2 separate regions of the Mus musculus genome follow, and region 1 is linked to region 2. A link is a loop called in an ENCODE intact Hi-C map of the cell type or tissue named here. Cell type or tissue: heart. All regions are shown on one strand. Each heading gives the region's core, and the rest is flanking DNA. Links, peaks and the distances in the headings are about the cores only.

Region 1 (5,378 bases), core at 151-5,150, 180 kb after region 2:
ATTTTATTGAGTGTTAAGTGTGGTGTGTGGTGTGTGTGTGTGTGTGTGTGTGTGTGTGTGTGTGTGTGAGTGCACATGCACATGGGGCCATGTGCGGCCATGTAGGGCCAGAGGTCTATGCAGGTGCCTTTCTCATTTGTTCTCCAGGTGTTTTGGATGATTGGTTCTTTTTCTTTTCTTTTCTTTTCTTTTCTTTTTTTTTTTTTTTTTTTTTTTTTTTTTTTTTTTTTTTTTTTTTGGTTTTTCGAGACAGGGTTTCTCTGTATAGCCCTGGCTATCCTGGAACTCACTTTGTAGACCAGGCTGGCCTGGAACTCAGAAATCTGCCTGTCTCTGCCTCCCGAGTGCTGGGATTAAAGACATGTGCCACCACACCTGGCTGTTTTTGTTTTAAACATGGTCTCTCACTGATTTGTCCAGGCTGGCCAAGGTGCTTCAAGGATCCCCCAGTTTCTCCATTCTCCTTGCTGGGACTGCGGGTCACAAGCCCACCTCACTAGATGTCATGATCTGGGGATCTGAATTCATGTCCTGTGGACTCCTGCACCACCTGACTGGCCCAATTCTTCATCCCCTCGATTTTAATTTTCAAAAGTAAGAAAACACACATTTTTATAGCCTGGACAATAAGCATAAGGGAAACAGCTTGTGCTCCAAGCAGGCCCAGGCAAGGCCTTCCTCAGCCCTAGACTGGATACTGCTAGCTGGAAATCTTTGACCTTGCAATCTTTCTGAACATTTCAAGGCTAGTGGATGTGAAAAGCTTTGTGAAGAATTTCCCAGGAACTTGAATAATACAATCTCACAAAATGGGGGAACGTTGATACTATTTGTATCAAATCGGTGGGACAAACAGTGCCTCCTCCTCTATTTTCAAATGTGCTGACTTTATTGTTCTCCCCTGCTTTTGCTGTGGGGATAGAACTCAATGCCCTTAATCCTAGGCTCTGCATCAAAGCCACACCCAGGCTGTTTCAGCAGCGTTTTTAAGTTCCTACCATCCTGAGGAAGGACTAGGGTGGACCTTAAAGTCACATGCTCACTGGATCCCTCCCTCATATCCATCTACCGACTATGAATCCTTGGATACACAAAAATTTGCCTTCTTTGGTTAATCCCCTTCCCTTTCTCTATTGGTAATCTGTATGCCATTGGGTTGTTATAAGGATTACATACGATGATATACGCAATGTTTTTTTGTTCTTTGTTTTGTTTTTTGAATAGTACCTGATACAAAATGAGAACTTTCAAGTTTGGGCCAGAGACATGGTTCAAAGCTAGAGTGTTTGTCTCAGAGTGCACAAGGCCTTGGGTTCCATCCCCCACCCCTCAGCACTGTAAGGGGTGGGGGAGGGGAGATGCTAATGTTCTCTAAATATTCAAAAATTAAATTGAAGTAGGGTGTGGTCTCAGTCTCACAAGTCTATACTGTCTTCCCTCCAGAGACTTGGCTACAACACTTATGGCTAGCCTGAACTAGATTGTGAGAAATTCTTTCTCAACAAACAAGACAAATTGAGATAGGTGACACACTTACAAATAACTAAAAGCAACTTGAAAGTCTGTTTCTAAATGAATGAACCCCAAAGAAACTGGCCTTCCGAAATAAGTGGAGAAACCAAATTTTATCCTGAAAAACCGAGTTGTTCCCAATAAACACTTAAATGACCATGAATAAGGACCAAGTGTTATTAGCTAAATTAATGTTTTCATTGATACTCAAGTAACCTGTATCAAATCTAGGGACAAGATATTTATCTGGCATCTAGATTCAATGCTCTTACTGATTTTAAATCACTAATTCCTTCACTCATCCACAGAGCCTCGCTTTGTGGCTCTCAGACTTGGCTGAAACTCACTCACTACCTACCCCATGCAGGCCTCAGGCTCAAGCTAACCCTCCAACTTCAGCCACTGAAGCATCAGGATTTCAGACACGAATCATGGCACCGGGCTCACCTGACATCATTTCATCTTTTCCCCCTAGCATTTTAATGCTTAGTGACGGGTAATCTAACAAAATTTCAATTTAAGACTTATTGGCTGCCATGTTAATACAATGAGTATTTAATCAAGTGGAGGAAGAAAACAGACAGGCCCTTTCTTTGCTAGTACGAGAGAAATCTTCGTGTTTTGATAATGCCGATGGCGACTAAGCAGACCTAAGCCAATGTGGTGTTTAAGCGTCGGGAGAGAGACGAATGGCCTGGATGTGTAACCTTCAGCATCAGACGCTCAAAGGACAGGCACATTTCCAGTAACAGCTTCATTTCCCCGCGCGTTCCCCGGGGAAAGAGGGCGGCGAGTTCTGTTGATGGCATCAGCTGACATCACTGGCTGGGATCATGGGGACGCTGGGCCCACCTCAGCGGTGGCCTGACTGCATCAACCTCTGGGTTTCCCAGCTCCTGCCACGTGAGCCGCCCTAATATGGCCAGGCTCAGGAGCAGCCCAGGAGGGCTTCCTTTCTCCGGCTGAAGGAGAGAAAGCTAGAAACAAATGCTTAAAGTCAAACCCAACCTGAAGAAAAGCAAATGGGGATTTGGGTTCCCGCCTGGTCAAATGTAAATCCTTAGTCTGCAGAAGATCCAACCTTGGGTTATCAATCATTACATTAAAAAAACAAAGCTTTTGCCCCCGCCCCCTTCTTTGCTGCTCCTGAACCTTCTGCAGCCCTGGGACAGACCCCAAACCCCTCGTCCCCCTTTAATGACCCGAGAAGCCCTGGGGGCGGGGTGGGCTGCTGGGGGCCTGGTGTCGGAGCCTCTGGTCCTAGCAGCCTAGGGGGAGATGCTGCAAGGCGTGTCTGGGCTGTGCTCATGTGATGAAGGGAGGGAAAAACAAGGAGGGGGGAGGAGGCTACGAGGTGGCTTTTTTTTTTTTTTTTTCTTTTAAGGAGTTTGCCACGAGCGCGTCCCCTTCATTCTCAGTCCGGGTGTGTTCTCAGCAGGATCGTGGAGAGCGGGTGCTCCTCACCCCTTAGTCCCTGTGGTCCTGGGCGCACATCTCCTCGCCCCTCTGCTTCTCCGCGGTCCCAGGAAGACGGCTAGCCGGCGAGAGTAGGAAAGCCACTGAGCCATGGGTGCAGGCAGTTCCACCGAGCAGCGGAGCCCCGAGCAGCCGGCGGAGAGCGACACGCCGAGCGAGCTGGAGCTCAGTGGCCATGGGCCCGCAGCGGAAGCGTCGGGAGCAGCTGGAGATCCCGCTGACGCGGACCCCGCCACCAAGGTAAGCTGCAGCCACCTGCCCGGGTGGGGCGGGATGGAGATGGGGCGTCCCGGCGGTTTCCGCCTGCCACAACTTCCCGCCGGTACAGCCCATCTGCAAACTCGAGCGCAGCCCTGTGCAGTCTCTGGGGTCTTTTGCACCGGGGCGGGGCTGGCATCTTTGTGGAGGGTCTCTAAGGGCGGCGACCTAGCCAGCCCTTCTGCAACCATCATATCTGCCCTGACCGCCGTTCTCTAGTCTTTCTTCTCTCTTCCGGTGGGCTGGCAGCCTGGGGGATGGCCGGTGGGGCATCCGTAAGAATTGACCACGGCCAGGCTTCTTAAGCCACTTTACACACCCCTAGATCCCAGGTCCCAGAGTGGGGAAGTCGGGACCTGCTTTGAAGCAGGGCAAACCTAGGTTCTAGGTTCCCCGCCCAGTGTTGGCCTTGATACCAGCTTCCACCCGGGCCACCAGGTCTGGTACCCAGAGTCCTGCGGCAGCGCCTGGGACACCGCCTAGCTAATGCAGAGAGCCATGCATGTAGCTCTCTTCCAGACAGAGAGAACCGGAGCAGAAGCACGAATGGAGGGATAGGCAAAGCTCCTGGAGTCCTGTCTCCCTTTCTCACAGTTTACTGCCTGTGGACTCAGTTGGATAAACAAACATTGGAGTTAGAAGTTCTGCACGGATGTAGGAAAAGGCTTAAGTAAGCGTTCCTTGCACTCTTTCTGTCGAGTCCACTGTAAAGCTCTAGATATACTGCATTTTATAGGGATGCTTAGTTTGAGACTGGAATATTTGACCCTGCCCTGCCCATCACAGCCTTTACCTTTGTGTCTTGCTCTCATTATTGTATTTTACTTCTGTTCCTTTTGTTTTGTTATTGTTTAGGGTTGTTAATTAATTAATTTGCTTACTTGTTTTAAGACTGGGTCTCACTCTGTAGCCCAGGGCTGGTTTGGAACTCACTAGCTAGCCCAACTAGTGGCAGTCCTCCTGCCTCAGCCTCTCAAATGATTTCATAGCCACGCCCGGATGGCAACATTGCCTGTTGGCTGTTTTCCAGCACGTGTTTGTGAGCAAGAGTTCGCTCGGGTGGATTTAAGATAGTTTTACAGAAACGTGTTGAACAACCAAACAACTTAAAGGAAAAACCAACCAATTTCAGAATTTGGTGATAGAGAGCAGCGAGGACCTTTAGAAATGGGTCAGGAAGTGGAAACATCTTTGTGTGAGAATAAAACACTGAGTTCCAGGTAAATCTAACAGAGGTGGGACCTGATGGCTTTGAGCTCTTTATGTTGCCTAGTATAATGTAGGCTGGGTGGCCTCTCTTAACAGTTCCTGCCTCCAGTGTTTAACTCATCACCACTTATAAAGTCCAAAGTCCTCACTGCCTCAGATGCGCAGGTCTTCTGAGAGACTTCTGCCATCCAGTCAGTCTCCATCTTTTGGATGCCTCATTTACATTTTAATACTCCGTGTAACACTCTTTGGAAACTTCTTTGAGTACACCTGCCCTTAGTGCTTAGTTTGTGGGTACATTGGGCAGGTGGTGGTCAGGGCAACTGTTCCTTGGCACGCGTGCGTGGGGGTCAGAGGACAGCTCTGTGCGGTTAGTTTTCTCCCTCCGCCTTTATGTGGGTTGTGGGGCTGGAACTCATGCTGCTGGCTTTGCACAGCAGGCACCTGTATCTGCTGACTCATCACCTCACTGCCCCTCACCTTGCTTTGCTGGCGATCACCATCAACATAGCTCCAGTTTGGAAATATAGTCATTTTAAGATATAATTGCTAAAAATCTGCAGTCAGGAGACTTTTTTTTTAACTTTGGTTTTTATATGACGTCAAGGTTTATTATCTGTTTACAGTAAGTTATGAACCTTTCTTTTCTTCCTTCCACGCCATCCCGTAGCCTGCATCCCCCCTCCCCCTCGCCATCAACCGCCATCTTGAAACATCCAAGCAGTCTCTTTTAAAAGATGACTTGGTGACACCATTAATTTGTTGGCCCGCTTCCCAGTTATCAATTTGAAGATGGATCGATCCACATGCACGTGCTTGCTGCACACATACGTGTATGTTACTTCCTTCCACCCACAGGTTACCTAGGGTTGAAGACCTAAGACTTTTCAGTAGGATCTCAGAATTAAGAATGATTCAGCACC
Region 2 (5,378 bases), core at 60-5,059:
AGGAACCAGGTCACGTGATTATAAAGCGTGCCAGTGCAGAATCCAGGATCTACTTATTCCCCTGGGAACTCAGGAGCCATGGCTTGTGTAGGTCCAGTCCAATGGCAGTCTGATGGAAAAGTCTCCTTGGCTTAGAGGAGGCCAGTCTATGTTATATATCCATAAATCAGTAGATCTCATCAAAAATTATCCTTACAAAAATCACATACAATAATGCTTGACCAAATAAATATCCAGATACCCTAAATTCTCCACAAGTTAACACTTGGAGTAAACCACGTGTTTTGGAGTGTAGGGCATTGACAAAATTTAATATCAAATTTTTTTTTTGACCCAGGGTGGAATGACTGCATTTTCCCAAATATGTGCAAACCTCTTTCTGGGATCTCCCTTCAGTTGAGCTGGCCTAGTTAGGTCTCTTTGTGCCAACGTACTGCGGAGATCCCAAGCCAGGCTGTTCCTTCACATTTGACCTACAAGTGACCCTTTTCAAGGATATCTGCATTTTACCAATGGACTTATTTTACTTTTTGAGGTTTGCAGTATCCAGCCTACATAAGACTAGCTCTATTTCAGTGAACTACAGGCTCAAAACCCTGTGTGTATTTGAGAATTAGCTTATAGGTTCTGCAGTCTCTTTGGGATCTCTATTCAAAGGACGTTAGACACCTCTTCATAGTTCTGTTTGAATATATTCCAATGGAAGTTATTGCTTATTACATAAAGATCTTCTATATCTTCGTACAGATCTGTTCCCGTATATGCTTTCTATCTTTAAATAACAGATTATTTCTGTTTTTATATGTTATTTTGTCACTATCCTGTCTGAATTCACTTAATTGTATTGATTTAGCCTACCACATCTTTGGGGGATTCTGGGCTGCCATTCATTGCTCAAAATGAGTTCCTTTTTTTCCCTTCCAGTCTGTATGGTTTCTTCCCTTGTCCCTGGCAAGGGCTTCCCTGGTAATTGCAATGCCGTGTTGGATGTAGGCGTCTTCTTAGTCCTCATCTTCAAGGGGGTTGTTTAAACAGCTCATTGCTGAGTGCGTGCAAGGCTTGGGATACATTTGTAATGAGGCCTAAGGGATTACCTTCTATTTTTAATTGGCCAAATTAGCATAGAAACTGATGCAGGCTTTTCTTCCATCTTTTAAGATGACAATTTGAGTGTTCTCTTTGAGATTGTAAGGCTTGCTTAAATTTGTGCCTTGCCAGAACAAGCCTGGTTTAGGCAGCTATATCTGCTTTACAAATAACTGGATTTTACTAGTCAGTTTTCTAATGTTTTGAGTCGGGTCTCCCCTCCCGCATTTATATGAGTAAGATGTTAGATATACAAAAATTAAAATTTTGAACTTTTTTTTCTTAACTAGGGAAGGTTTGTGTAAAAATTACAGTACTTGATTTATTCAAAGTTGAGTAGACTTCTCCTTTTAAAGCAGACCTATTGCTATAGGGAAGAACTTTTTTTTTTCCTAATTCGTAGGATGGATCTTAATTTCTGTCTCTTTATTTCAGGTAACTGCTGGGGTTCCTCTCAAGAAAGAATATACAGAGGAGGTAAGAAGAACTAATGGTCCAGTGCAGCCAGTGAGTAGCTTCCAGTTGACTGTCCGTGAGTGTACAACTTAGAAATGTACTTCTCTGGACGGAGGAGATGGCTCAGTGGGTAACCACCTCGCAAGCGTGAGAACCTGAGTTCCATCCCTAGCACCCGAGTAAAAAACAAAACATAGTGACAAACACTTGCTTTCTCAACGCTAGGGAGGCAGAGACAAGTAGGTCTCCGGGGCTCGATGGCCAGCCAGCCTTCTTCATGAGCTGTAGGCCAGGGAGAGACTCTGCCTCCAAAAGAAAGGTACCTGAAGAATAGCCAAGGTTCGCCCCACATGCGTGCGTGCATGCACACACACTAGAATTTCATTTTTAAAAAGTCCCATGAAAATGGATGGGATAAAAGGATGAAACCCTTTCATTTAACTCTTGAAGCTGAAGAAAAGGTAAATATAGACTTATTTGCTGTCCTCTACTCACAAGACAGCTATCCGAGCCCAGAGATGAGGGAAGCTTTTACCTATGTCTCCTTTTGTTGTAGCAAAAGTTGTCTCTTGGGAGATGCACACGTGTTTTTATGACTTATAGGAATGCAATCAGTATCTGTCCTGCAGACAAACTGGTTAGATGGTGACAGTACCACTTAGCTCCTACAGGTGGTGCCATGGGTTTAAACCAGAAGAGGCAGGACCCCTTCAGCATCCCGGGGTCTTTTGCTCCCTAGCTGCAGAGAGTGGGCTTGCCTACATTCTGTTAGTCTTACATAGCAGTAGTTGCCTGGCCCCAGTCTCAGATACATGTGCTTGGACCCAGAATAGTTTTAGAACCTACCTTGACCATGAATCACCTCTATCTGTAATCATCTTTCTTGGAAACACAAGGTGACTTGGGTCTCCTTTTAAACCTGTCTCCGGCAAAGAAAAGATAGAAACAAAAGTTGTCAGTGTGGTGAGGCTGGGTCTAGCTTGGGGTGGGGGGGGGTTAGGTAAGACATAATGACACAGCTGCTGGTGGTTTCCTTCCAGAACATTCAGCTGGTAGCTGATGGCTGCTGCAACCTACAGAAGCAAATTCAGATCGCTCAGCTCTTCGGGGTGCCGGTGGTGGTGGCACTGAATGTCTTCAAGTGAGTCCAGCTTTCTGTGAAAGACACAGAATTCAGTTTGTTTGATTTGGTTTCATTTTCCCCAATGTGTTCTCTAGTGTTACTGTGGAAATTAAACACACAGAGTCAATGAGCACCTGTCTGGTTTTGGGGGAGGGGGTATTTTGGTTTTTCCTGTTCTACCCAGTGATTCTGTCTGATAGACTGAATGAATGATCAAAAGGAGGTGTTATGTAACTTCTTGATTAAAAACCCATAATAAGGTTGGGTGTGGTGGTGCACATACCTTTAATCCCAAACGCTCCAGAGGCAGAGGCAGACAGCTCTCTGTAAATTTGAGGCCAGCCTGGTACTACAGAGCAAATCCAGAAGAGCCAAGGTTTACACAGAGAAACCCTGTCTCAAAAACAAATCAAAGAAAACAACACTTGAGTCATGTTAAAGGGGATTCTTTCTACATGCTTTTTCATCGTGTCTGATTTATTTAAACACGTGACCACTTTTGATGTTCTCAATATATTCAGTGTTAGGGAGTGAAGTTCTATATAAACCGTTAGTCTTTCTCTCAAAACATCACTAAGTGAATACAGATGCAGAATCCACAAACGTTCTCATCACCAGGACGGACACCCGTGCAGAGATTGACTTGGTGTGTGAGCTCGCTAAACGGGCCGGTGCCTTTGATGCGGTCCCCTGCTATCACTGGTCGGCTGGAGGGAAAGGATCTGTGGACTTGGCCCGGGCTGTGAGAGAAGCTGCGAATAAAAGAAGCCGCTTCCAGTTCCTGTATGATGTTCAGGTAAGTCGCATCTACCAGTGGAGTGGCAGCTCTCGTATCTTGTAGAAGGCCAGCGCTTAAAGCACTGTTTATATGACCCATCTTATGTGGTCTTCTTGGAGATTCAACAGTGAAGGAAGCTCATGACTAAAGGCGTTAGCCATCTGATGTGCCCTTCTGCTTTCAAACATTGGGCCCAAGGGAGGGGATGGCTCTGGGTGGGAAGCTATGCTCACAGGGATTGACCTTCCAACAACAAGGCTTTTGAACAGTATCAAAGCTACTCAATTACAAGGCATGCTTCTTGTATCTCCTATGGTTCTTTTGTGTGGTGTGTGTGTGTGTGTGTGTGTGTGTGTGTGTGTGTGTGTGTGTGATATGTGTGGCCACACACAAGTCACAGCATGCATGCAAAAATCAGAGGTCAGTTTGTGCAAGTCAGTTCTGGCCTCCCACCACGTAGGTTCCAGGGATGGAACCACGAGCAGGCGAGACTCAGCAGCAGGCACCTTTGTCCACAAAGTCATCTCATCAACCCTCACAGTGGTTTTCTTGCCCAATATCTTACATAGCTTTTCCTTGTAGTAAAATATGTTACCATTTACAAATCGTGATATTGAGTACATTCACATCATTATGCAACCGGTTTCTAGGGCTATTCTCATCTTAGAACACTGAAGCTTGGTATCCATTTAACAGTCCCCCACCCCCACCCCCCCTTCCAACAGATCCTTCAGTGAACCACCATCCTACTTTATGTCTCAGAATTTGACTTTTTAGATACCGCTTATGAATGTGATCTTGCCAAAATAGTCGTTTCTTTTTTATCTGTGGCTTGTTTCACACAGTCCATGGATGATGTCATAGCACATGTGAGAATCCTCATTGCTTTTAATACTGGATATTGTCTTTACTACGTGTATGCTCTGTGTGTGTGTGTGTGTGTGTGTGTGTGTGTGTGTGTGTGTGTGTGGTGTTGGGCTGTATAACCAGCAATGGGAATACTAGGTTTTCTGGCGTGGTTTCTCTCTTTCTCATGGGGGCAGGTAGGTTTTGGTGTTTGGTCTTCTAAGACAAGCTCTCCTATAATCCTGGCTGACCTTGTAGCTAAGGGTGGCCTTAAATTTCTAATCCCTCCTGCCTCTACCTCCTTAGTTCTTGGATTGCAAGCATGTGTCACTATATCTAGCCTTATAATTCATTTTTAAACTAATGTTGGCACTCAGCCTTGGTGGAAGAGGCACATTTGGGAATTCAAAGTTGATCTCCAGTCCATAGTAAGTTCAAAACCAATGGTTCTGTTGTTTTGGTTTTTTGAGACAGGGTTTCTCTGTATAGCCCTGGCTGTCCTGGAACTCGCTCTGTAGACCAGGCTGGCCTCAAACTCAGAGAAGAGATCTGCCTGCCTCTGCCTCCCATGTGCTGCGAATAAAGGCTCGTGCCACCACCGCACAGTCAGAGCTACATGGGACCCTGTCTCAGGAAAACAAAAATCTGAGTTCTACAAAGCTTGACCCACCCCACCCCCACTCTCAAAGGAGCCCTTCCTTTTTGTATGTGTGTTTCACTTTTATTTTAATTATTTTTCTTTCCTAAGTGTCTATACCTTTTTCAAAATTGTCATATGTTGACATATCAGAGCTGTATTTATTTGTAAGGTACATAACTGATACACCATGGACTTCAGGCAGGGTCCCGTTAGACCACACTTCCCTCTCTGTGAGGCTCAAGAGCTGTGAGTGGAATCATAGGAACTCATTTTTGCAAAGGGATGACCCTGAAAGCAAGCCTTGCTCTCTCCATTGAGAGTTAACATGAACGGTCCTCCGGTGCCCTTCCTCTGAGTTTACACACATTTTGAGGTGCGACCTTCACAGCGGGGCAGGCTCACATTTGTTTTTGTTAGGTCTTTCCTGTTACTTATGTAAAACCATAGAG

What was found. Hi-C counts contacts between places; a loop is a spot of excess contacts. Peaks named below come from ENCODE experiments on the same cell type or tissue, not always from the same donor. Only the 100,000 strongest peaks of a DNase experiment are listed, where the experiment ranks them.
Region 1: it touches region 2 in a loop (1.9-fold over the local background); 3 of 42 quality-filtered maps call a loop at or near these places.

What each region holds. Positions count from the first base shown.
Region 1 is chr10:4,263,441-4,268,818 of GRCm38, forward strand. Akap12 (A kinase (PRKA) anchor protein (gravin) 12) reads left to right here and starts at 2,889. Exons shown (of 4, transcript NM_031185.3): 1 at 2,889-3,228. The coding sequence starts at 3,079. In heart, for the core only: no CTCF peak of the experiment used is centred there; DNase peaks (open chromatin) are centred at 2,331, 2,871 and 3,561; H3K4me3 peaks cover 2,624 bases; H3K27ac peaks cover 2,026 bases.
Region 2 is chr10:4,086,713-4,092,090 of GRCm38, forward strand. It overlaps Mthfd1l (methylenetetrahydrofolate dehydrogenase (NADP+ dependent) 1-like), which reads left to right. Exons shown (of 28, transcript NM_172308.4): 22 at 1,522-1,563; 23 at 2,583-2,683; 24 at 3,284-3,461. It overlaps Gm40591 (a long non-coding RNA gene), which reads right to left and starts at 2,587. Exons shown (of 5, transcript XR_003948987.1): 1 at 2,389-2,587. In heart, for the core only: a CTCF peak has its summit at 2,222; no DNase peak of the experiment used is centred there.